Linked DNA regions of Homo sapiens: region 1 is linked to region 2. A link is a loop called in an ENCODE intact Hi-C map of the cell type or tissue named here. Cell type or tissue: endothelial cell of umbilical vein. All regions are shown on one strand. Each heading gives the region's core, and the rest is flanking DNA. Links, peaks and the distances in the headings are about the cores only.

Evidence for each region. Peaks named below come from ENCODE experiments on the same cell type or tissue, not always from the same donor. Only the 100,000 strongest peaks of a DNase experiment are listed, where the experiment ranks them.
Region 1: it touches region 2 in a loop (2.1-fold over the local background); 1 of 110 quality-filtered maps calls a loop at or near these places.

Annotation. Positions count from the first base shown.
Region 1 is chr10:22,751,416-22,756,800 of GRCh38, forward strand. No RefSeq gene overlaps it. Among named protein-coding and RNA genes, the nearest start is that of PIP4K2A, 40 kb to the left of the region's middle. In endothelial cell of umbilical vein, for the core only: no CTCF peak of the experiment used is centred there; a DNase peak (open chromatin) is centred at 2,556.
Region 2 is chr10:22,820,035-22,825,419 of GRCh38, forward strand. No RefSeq gene overlaps it. Among named protein-coding and RNA genes, the nearest start is that of ARMC3, 110 kb to the right of the region's middle. RefSeq lists an enhancer at 4,414-5,385. In endothelial cell of umbilical vein, for the core only: no CTCF peak of the experiment used is centred there; DNase peaks (open chromatin) are centred at 1,667, 3,247 and 5,127; H3K27ac peaks cover 2,492 bases.

The DNA of each region.
Region 1 (5,385 bases), core at 177-5,176, 69 kb before region 2:
CAAACTCAATTATTACATTGTCCCATTTCTATTCTAGAATCCTACCTGTCTGAAGAGCTTATAAAAGGCATCTCAGTTATTCTGTCATATGACACTTCACCCAGAAGAACAGTCTTAATGCACAAAAACCATAAAATCCTCCCAGATTATAAAGAGCAGACTAGGGTAGATTGGAGCTCTTGGGTCATTATATTATGGCCACTCTAGTAAGGTCCACAGCCACCCTTACTGCTGTATGCTAGGTGCATCACATAAATAACACACCAACAACTTATGAGACAGGCTATATTATTTTCATTACACAGATGAGAAAATGGAGGCTCAGAAATGTACCCTTGGCCACACACCTAATGATTGGCAAAAGTAGGATTGGAATTCAGCGATATCTGACTCCAGACTCTTTCTACTACCCAACCCTTCTTCCCTTGATTCAACCTGTGGTTGAATTGTACAGAGAAAACATACATCTTCCTGGTACTGACAGACGGAGTTTCAGAGCACATGACTGTTGGAGAGAAGACGGCATATTCACTGAATGGTGATCTGGCCCAATGGCAGGGGGAAGGTCACATCACTGGAGAAGTACAGCTTTTCCTAGGCAAAGGGAAGCACTGGGATGTTTCTATTTCCCTTTCCCATTTTGTTGATTTTTGCCTACTATTAATAATTTCCTAAATCTCCTTAAGGTAGCTTCCAACAGTGAGGAAGATGCCCGGAAAAAAAAACGACTGTTAAGGAAAGATTATATAGTCTTCTTTCAAGTCTTTGATGGGGTCTCTACCACCAAAACAGTTTCCTGTCTAGGGAGCTTTTGCTGAGCCAGTAAAGGAAGACCCTTTAATAGTTTAGATTAGGATGATTCTAGATATTTGGAAGAATATGTGTTTGGTATTTTGGTTATTGTTGCCATGGCGTATAATAGAAATAACCTTTGTTAACCCAGATCTCAAATTCAGCCATGAGAGAGAGTAACTGCATATTTTATTTCTTTTGGAAGTTATTTACATAATAGTTTAAAAGTTTTGGTGTTAACAGAACTGCATGGTACAGGACAAAAGCTGTAACTTTCAGTTTCAGCCCAAGGTTAACCATATTTGCTGTTTTTGATCTTCTGTGACCAGTAGTATAAAAATGCTAATATTCCAATGCAAAGGATTACAAAATGATCTTCTCAATTATCATGAGTGAGTAAGTTGGATGATAAAGTATACGGATTTAGAAAAAATCCAACTATGTGTGCATGTGTACCTATGTACACACATAGACATATGTATGTATACATGCATATACACATGCATATATACATAAATTCATATACACTTAGGTAATTTCCATATTTATGTGTGTATGTATGTGCATGTATATGTGTATATATATATATTTCTCCAATATTGAGCAATTTCTGGAAAATTGCAGTTCTTGTTTTAATTTCTTCAAAATCACATTTTGAAAAGCTCAAAAGAACATGAAAACATTGCAGTTTCTGGTAATCTCCCAAATCATGTGCTTGTCAGTTCTTAAGTAAGTGGATATTAAGAATCTCTTTTACTTTTTGTATTTTCTTTCCCTCCCACTTTGGCCTTTTCAGAAGATCAGAAACAATGTAAGAGCAAAATGGTTCAAAGAAGCATGTTTTCCATTTATTGATTTGATTTTTAAACATTCACTTGATATTTGAGAAAGGAGTTTATTTGTCACCATTTTAGTTGGGGATTTTAGAAATTTTATCAATATACACATTTCCTGACTTATAAAAACAGACTTATAAATAACTGATAAAATTACAAATGTTTATCCCTTCTCTCAACTGCTAGAGCCTCAGTAATTTCCATAAAAGCTGTCATGCCAGCAGGAAGGGGTGAGGAAGGAATATTTAGTTTCCCTGGATTCAGAACAGGAGGAAGGAAAGAAATTGTGCAAAAACAGTGTAAGAATCTGACTTCAGGAGACCTGGTCTGTCCATGCGTTCAGATCTCTCTCAACCTAAAGGAATTTTTTTTTCTTTTAAAATTTCATTTTACTTTCCTCAACTTCCTACCAATTAAAAATCTCACTCTCTCTCTGAAGATGTTATTAAAAGTGCAAATATCTTTGGGATGTTCAAGGATTATTAGTCATTTATATCTTAGTGTAAGGCTCAATAAAGTTGCTTTTCTTAAAGCACCTGAAAGAAATAAAAGCTGCCAAGTTTGCTTGGGGTATGGAAGAATTTTAAGATGTGAGGCAATTCAAAAGCCAAGGAATGCTGAGCCTGCCAAGTAGTAGCCATGCTTTGGTGGGGGGCAGAGAGAACTGGAGAGAAGGATACATCACGTGAGGCTCCCAAGTTGGCACAGAGGGGCAGCAAGAGAGTTAGGGCAGTCCAAGGAATAAACTGCTTACTTTGATAAATTGTCTATATTTCACCATGTCTCAAGGTTTTAATTTCTAGTTTAGAAGGGGAAAAATGATCCATTCAAACATCCAGTTTGTTTTCTCCAGGAAGACAAACTTTTATTTATCCCTTTACTTCAGGCAGGGAGGACGGGGAATATCCTTCATCTTAACTGGGTGCAGAAGTTTCCTGTTTCCTGTGTTGTACCAATAGATAATTTTCCACGTGTATTTGCAGTGCATTACAGACTCTTAGAGCATTAGGAAAACTGGAAGAGTCTCATTAGTCCACTCTTCTGGACTCAACCGCATGCCAGATAGAAGTTCTTGAGTTTTCAGAGCAAATTGGCAGCAGAGCCAACCATAGAAACCCCCTTGCTGGGTCTGTAACATTAACTAATAAACACTTTGTATAAAAATGTGGGAAACTAATTAATAATGAGGCAGGAAAGTAAAGGAATGTAACTTATCAGTTTCATTTTCCCCGAAGTGTGTTTTCATGCTATGTCTTGCAGAGCATTTCTAACTTAAGAGTGCGCCATGCTTGGGAGGCTGGTTAAAGTGCTTCATCTGCTTCACCACCACCTTTGTCCTTCATTCTCGTGTGGGCTGTCTTGTTGTCTCTCTCTGCTGCCTCACTTTTCTCCTGTGCCTTTCTCCATGCTTCTCACTTTTTTGGGGAAGGGAAGTGGTGGTGAGAGGTCATCCTATTCCTCTTACAACTTCCCCTTTAGGAGGAGGCTGGCTGGGGCATCCAGGCCCTGGGGTCCCTCAGGCTCTGGCCCTTGGGCCTGCCCTGCCCCATCATGCATCAATTTACATGAAATAATAGGATGTAACTTTATATAATGGGCGAAAATGAAATTATCAACTGAATTAGCATTCATGCTCGGTTCTATTCCTCTAGAACTGCGAGGAGTAGGGTACTGCTATTGGTTTTACATGCCAGCAACATCCTTCTTAAATGGTTCCCTTCTAATGTGGCTTCTTGAAGATGGATGGATTTCTGATCCAAGGCCCCTAGTAGTAACCCTTAACATTGATCGGTTCATTCAAAAGTTACGTCATCACAAGCCAGTGTGGTGGTGCGTACCTGTAGACCCAGGGTCTTGGGAGGCTGAGGTGGAGGATGGCTTGATCCCAGGAGCTTGAGGGCAGCCTGGGGAACGTAGAAAGACCTCATCTCTAAAATCATTAAGAATTAAATTAAAATTTAAAAAGTTGTGTCATCGCAGTGGTCAAGCTTCAGATAATTTATGTTTGCAGAGTATATAAAGGTATCCAAAAAGTCCTTCATTTATATGCATAACTTTTTTTTTTAAAATAAAGAGTCAGGGTCTTGCTCTGTCACTCAGGCTGAAGTGCAGTGGTGCGATCCTAGCTCACTGTAACCTTGAATTCCTGGTCTCAAGAAATCCTCCTGCTTCAGCCTCCTGAGTAGTTGGAACTCCAGGCATATGCCACCACACCTGGCTAGTTTCAGTAATTTTTGTGAATATGGGATCTCACTATGTTACGCAAGCTGGTCTCAAACTCCTGGCCTCAAGTGATCTCCCCACGTTGGTCTCCCAAAGTGCTGGGATTACAGATGCCCGCCCTACCTAAACATTTTCATATTTAAATACATTTTACACTTGAAAAATATTGAGTTTAAACAATATTATTTTTAAATACACTGAAGTGGTGGTTCTTCAGCCCTCTGAAAGGTTGTATAAATGTCTAGTTTCATAGCTGTCATCAGAATCTCAAAGGGTCCCATAATTCAAACAAAGGTAAAGAACCATTAATTTGGATGATCAATGTGTCATTTAACCAACTCACCGAGGTTGCTGATTTTTGTCTGTGTCCTATTTTGGATGCATTTCCTCATTGATTTTCTTTCATTTATGGCTTAAAAGACTTCCATTGACAGGATCTTCTCACATCACATTCCATTATATGCTGTTGATGGATTTGGGACCATAACTGAGTAAAAGGCAGGCCACAGACAGAACAGATTTTCATATTAACACAAGATGACTTCTGTTGTAGAATTGTGAGCTTTAGAATTAACAGACTAGAGTTCAGCTCTGTGGCAAAGGTTACTTGCAATCTATTCTGTAATTTCATTGAGTGTCAGTTTCCTGATCTGTATATTGGGAAAGGGCATCTACTTCATGGAGTTGTCATGAGGATGACACAAGATAAATATGTAAAGGGCCTACCCACTGCAGATCAGGGCACCTCAGAGACACCCAAGAACTTCTCCTCCCTTCTCTTTTTTTTTTTTTTTCGATGGGGTCTTGCTGTTGCCCAGGCTGGAGTACAGTGGCACGATCTTGGCTCACTGCAACCTCCACCTCCTGGATTCAAGTGATTCTCCTGCCTCAGCCTCCTGAGTAGCCAGGATTACAGGTGTGCAGCACCACACCCAGCTAATTTTTATATTTTTAGTAGAGATGGGGTTTCGCCATGTTGGCCAGCTGGTCTCGAACTCTTGACCTCAGGTGATCCTCCCACCTTGGCCTCCCAAAGTCCTGGGATTACAGGCATGAGCCACCTTGCCCGGCCTCCTCCCTTCTTTGCACAATACAGACTATTGGACTTGGTGGTGAAGCTACACTAGAGGCAAAGTCTCCACCCCAATGGTATTTGTGATATTTACCTATGGGTTGATCTTCTATTTTTAGGTCCAGAATGAAAATCCTTCAGATTTCAACTCTTACACTAACAAAACTTTCATTCTGCAACATTACCTTTTTTTTTTCTTCATTCCATCTCTTCTGTTGTACTCCTTACCTTCCTCACTTTCAGCAAATCCTGCCACTTTTTCCATTAACCACAGGAAGAGTCAATTCACAGTAATCTCACTGCCTCCAAGGACCTAAGAGAAAAAAAGCTATCAAAGGGACAAATAAATATAATATGTTTAAAGCATGACAATAAATTACATAACTTCATCTCAAATCTTGCTCTGTGGGAAGGTTGATATGAATCGTTTGAAGAAACATGAAACAGATCCTAAAGACAGGC
Region 2 (5,385 bases), core at 208-5,207:
CTTACTTCTGGGTTCTCGGTTGGGTTCTATGTCCTTCATGGTTCTATTTGTGATATACTAGGAAGGGGAGATGTTATGGTCCTTTCTCCTTCTCCGGATCTCTCCTGTTTGAAGAAATAAGTCAACCGATGCTTTATAGAAACAGGTATTTAAATAAACTCATTGATTTTTGAAGGAAGTGGGGAGATGGCAGGCAAATATATCTTGTAGAATCCACATTGTGTGGAACCTGCTGTTAGCATCTCAGCAAACTCAACAAGAACTGAGTCAGTGAACAGACCTTCAAATGTGGAACTACTCTGGAGACCTGAGACCCATCTATAACTGTCTTTCTCTCTCATCTGGTTCCAAATCCCTTCCCTAAGAATCTACTCAAAGTTAGATATTCAAGGCAGAGTAGTGACTTCATAAGCAGAGAGGTAGAGGCAGTACAAGGGAACGTCACTATCCTTTAAAAGACAACCGATCATCTCAAAGTCCTTGCTGGCAGGGGAGTTGCCACTGAGGAGGAGCAGTTGACCCAGAATTCTTCATCCTGAGTTTCTCTTCCCAGGCCCCCATGTGCTGATCTTGTGGAGACACGGTTCCTCTCTGACTCTGGCCCAAGCCTCGGTACAGCCTGGGGACTTGATATCCACAGCACAGTTGAGCCATTGCAGGGGCTTGCAAAAGATTTGATAATAGATGTGACACCTTTCTATCTACTTGTCTCACTTGACTTGGAGCTTCTCGAAGGCAGAGACTGGATGTATCTCAAGCACATAATGATCAATGGTCCTTCCTCATCAAATGTTTGTTAGGGACGCAAGCTGCAGTGGGTCCTTTTGGGAATTTCTTCTTTTTTGTTCAATTTAGCACTGAATACAGATATTGACACAAGGTGAGGCTACCTAGAATTACTGTTAATCTGATAAATTTAGCTTTAGTGCATCAATTTTGTTTTCGTTGTTTATTTTTTCTAGAGACAGGGTATTGCTCTATCACCCAGGCTGGAGTGCAGTGGCATGATCATAACTCACTGCAACCTCAGCCTCCTGGGCTCAAGAGATCCTCCCAGCTCAGCCTCTCAATGTGCTGGGATTACAAGAATGAACCATCGTGCCCTGACCAACATTGTTTTTAAAATGGCAGATTAAAATAAGAAAATCTTTGATGTTCATGAGATGGAAAGTGATAATGGTCAGAATAAATATTTCAAAGTATACACATTTACCTCAATTAACTTTTGTTTTAAACACAACAGAGATGATACTGAAGTGTAGATGCTTATATTAGAGATGCTTAATATTTTTTAATCAATAAATCAAAATGAGGAGGAGCTTGAAGGATCTTTGCTTCACTTAATTCTAATGATTGTTCTATAATAGTAAGTTCCACACCATAGCCTTAGAGAAGTTACCACTTGATTAAATTTTGTAGCTGAAGGATGAATTTTTAATGTTTTCCACTATAGTTAGCCCCAATTCACTCCAGTTTAGAATGAGATTTTAGTCTAACATTAGGAAAGGGAGGTTTAAATTCCATCTGGACACACAGAAAGTGCTTGGATAGACTTGTAGGGGGGAAAAAGTGGTTTTAGTTGTTTGCCGCAAACTATTAAGATGTTTAAACAGATGGTGATCACAGTCACATGTCCTGGTGAAATGGAATTTCCTTTTCATAAATTCCTTGCAGCTTCCTCCTGATTATAAGAGGCTCATGACTTGGATTATCAGATTTTTATATACTTCCACATCTGCAATGATATAGAGGCTGCCCCAGCACTGGCCTCAGACAAGTTTAAAGCCATTTTGCAAATTCTTTCAAGGCTGGCTAACACAACTTGATCCCACCACCCCACCTCTGAAACCTTTTAACCTGTAATGGTTTCTCCTCTTTCTGCTGGGCTTTTCTACAGATATTCTGTTATATACAGCACTGGGACAACACCAATACAAATTTCACTTAAAAAAAATAAATTTAACTATGCCTAGTTATTTATAATTTTTAACAAAAATTGTTTTCCTTCTTCCCTTTCACCTTCTCTTTAAAGATGTTTCCCTGATGCCCTTTCTGATTTCGTTAGTTTTATTTATTTATTTATTTATTTATTTATTTATTTATTTATTTTTTAAACAGAGTCTCACTCTGTCATGCAGGCTGGAGTGCAGTGGTGCGATCTCAGCTCACTACAACCTCTGCCTCCCGGGTTCAAGTGATTCTCATGCCTCAGCCTCCTGAGTAGCTGGGATTACAGGCGCCCACCACGATGCCTGGCTAATTTTTGTATTTTTAGTAGAGACTGAATTTCACCATGTTGGCCAGGCTGGTCTCGAACTCCTGGCCTCAAGTGATCCACCTGCCTTGGCCTCCCAAAGTGCTAGGATTACAGGAGTGAGCCACCGCGCCCATCTGCATTACTTCTTTATCTTCCCTGTGACCTAGCTTTTGAGTAACAAGTTCCGACTATTGAGTATTATATTTTTCAAAGAGGAAGAGAGTCTGAGAGTTCACTATAAAACAGTTCTAGCTCTCATTCTACATATATTTAGATGAACACAAACTAAGTTCTATAAATACATAAGGTGGTAGATAGGGTTATTTAGCCCTTTAATAGTTCTAAATAACAGTTCGTGCTAGGTGCAGTGGCTCACATCTGTAATCCCAGCACTTTGGAAGGCTGAGGAGAAAAGATCCCTTGAGGCCAGGAGTTCGAGACCAGCCTGGGCAACATGGTGAGAGTCCATCTCTATAAAAATAAACTAAAATGAAAATACCATAGTGTCTTAATTTTAAAAAGAAACAAAAACATTTCACTTCTCCCTTAAATGCAAGGTTGTAGATTTGTGTACTTGGAAAGTTTGTGAAATATTCCATAAGTGTAAGGAGAAAGTGAAATTTGGAAGTTTATTGTGGAACCAGCTTTTTGTGATTTTATGATAGATGGAGAAGCATTCATGTACTGGCTTTCCTGTCACGGTGTCTTTTTATAAGCCAGGCACTGTCCTAGGCACTTTGCGTACATTATTTCATTTATTTATCATAACAGTCCTACAGAGAAGGCGCTATTGTTACCCACATTTCAATAGGTTAAATAACTTACTTAAGATCTGAATGGTGTGGACAGCTAGAAAGCTCCAGGCACAGGACTCCATTCAGATCAGAGTAAAGCCACAGCTTGTACTTTGTCCCATTGGGCCACATTGCCCATGTGCTGTGAGCTGACTCATTTCTCTTCTCATTGTGTCTCAGATGCCTGAAATATTACTAACTGAGATTTATTCTTTTATGTTAATGCATAGTCCCTAGTTAAAATACTAATCCTTTGGGTGGGTCAACAGGTTAAGCTGTCTTAGTCATTAATAACATTTAGTGTGAGCTGATGCATTAGATTCTTTCTACTGTGATTAACTTCAGCTAAAAATAGCAGGGAACTAGTAAAAGACAAACCATTCTCCACTAGGTGAAGATAGGTGTGTCCTTCTTTTGGCTTATGGGGATTGCTGATTTCATATCAACAGGAATTTCATATTTTACTAGTTATTGGATTAGGTGCCATTTTTGCGATATGATTTCATATGTAGCCTCTCGGAATAATTGAATTAAATACTTTGAAGTGTGTGAAGCCAGTGAACAAACCTTTATTTGAAGACTAACGTTCAACTTTGGTGTTCAGCTTTGTAGAAAACCAAACAAAACCTTCTTCATTTTTAGCTTAAGTCTCCCAAAAGTGGGATTTAAAAGGTAACCCAGCTTTTTACGAGAAACTGATCATGGTGTTGGCTCATGTTGCGATTTCCAATCTGTTTTAAATTGGGATTAATGGCTCCTTCTTTTAGGGCAGCATTTCAGTTGTATCTGCATAGCTTTCCCTAGAAAATCTGAGGCTGAGGTGGGCGGATCACGAGGTCAGGAGCTCGAGACCATCCTGGCTAACACGGTGAAACCCCATCTCTACTAAAAATACAAAAAAATTAGCCGGGCGTGATAGCGGGCGCCTGTAGTCCCAGCTGCTCCGGAGGCTGAGGCAGGAGAATGGCGTGAACTCGGGAGGCGGAGCTTGCAGTGAGCCCAGATCGCACCGCTGCACTCCAGCCTGGGTGACAGAGCCAGACTCTGGCTCAAAAAAAAAAAAAAAAAAAAAAAAAAAAATCTGCTTACTTGAAGCCTTTGGAAAACTAGGAGATTTTACATATTATTTTTAAATGGCATTTTAAGGCACTCCCACTGACAATTTTGTTAGAAGGCAGAAATATCAAGTGAAGGATAGAAATGAAAATGAACTAAGTGAACAATTGGCAACGTTTCATTTCCTTCCCAAGCAATGGAGACAGATGACCTCCAGCTCACAGTGCTCACAATTCCCCCTCAGGCCACGTCTGTGCCACTTGTCACCTCCTGCACCGCTTTCAACACTTGCTGCTGCCCTTGGCCACAGCACAGGTATGGGCAAGTGAGGAAAGATGGGGGGCTCACAGCACCTCACCCTACCTGGCTTCAGGGGTGGGTTAAGATTGTTTCTACTTAAGAACCATGGCAACAGTTTGTGTTAACTGGATCAACGTAATTCCCTTGTTATAATTAAACAAAAAAGTTTTAAAAAAATTTAAATTCAAGGAATCTGGCCAACAAGTTGGGTGTTTCTGAGAGGTATTATTAACTGGTCTGACCACTTCAGGCACTAAAATCGTGGCTGAAACATTCAGTCATGGTACACTCAGGCCAGATTGTTATTGACAACAATGCCTGAAAGGGTTTCATTTTACCTTGGACCTTGGAAGGCAACAAAAGAACAAATTGAAATGGACAGAACCCAAACAGCTCAGTGTCATTGAACATTAGAATTGTACAACTCATACCTCTTGTTCTGATTCTAGGCTTACGGATGTTCCCACAAACTGGTTTTCCATATTGTTCACATATGGGGTGGGGGCTGGAAATGCTGGTATCATTCATGATAAATGAACCAATTGGCCTGCTGGTTTATTAACTTCCTCTCTTGTGAAGTTGGTTGGTCTGAGTCCCTGAGCCCAGTCAACCCTGGAGAGTGACAGGAATGCATTTGCAAGTGTACGACTTGGGCTGTGTCCTGGACAATGATGAATTGGAACTAGCGTCACTTGGGTGATCAATCAGTTGCCCTTCCCCCAGGAGACTACCCCAGAGGTGACTGCTCACTTCCGTTTAAAACTTTTATACCAAGGTCTTAGATCTCAGAACAATAATAGTGTGTCCTCACTGATTCATCCCAGCAAGAATGTGTGATTCAGTCAGCTGTTTGGGTAAGAAGAAAATTGTCCCATGCAAATTATCTGCAAAGGTATATTAAAAGGAAAAGAGAAAAAATGTTTTGAACCAAATTATACTACATGACTGGCATAATTGTCTCAAGCGGACACAACCCTA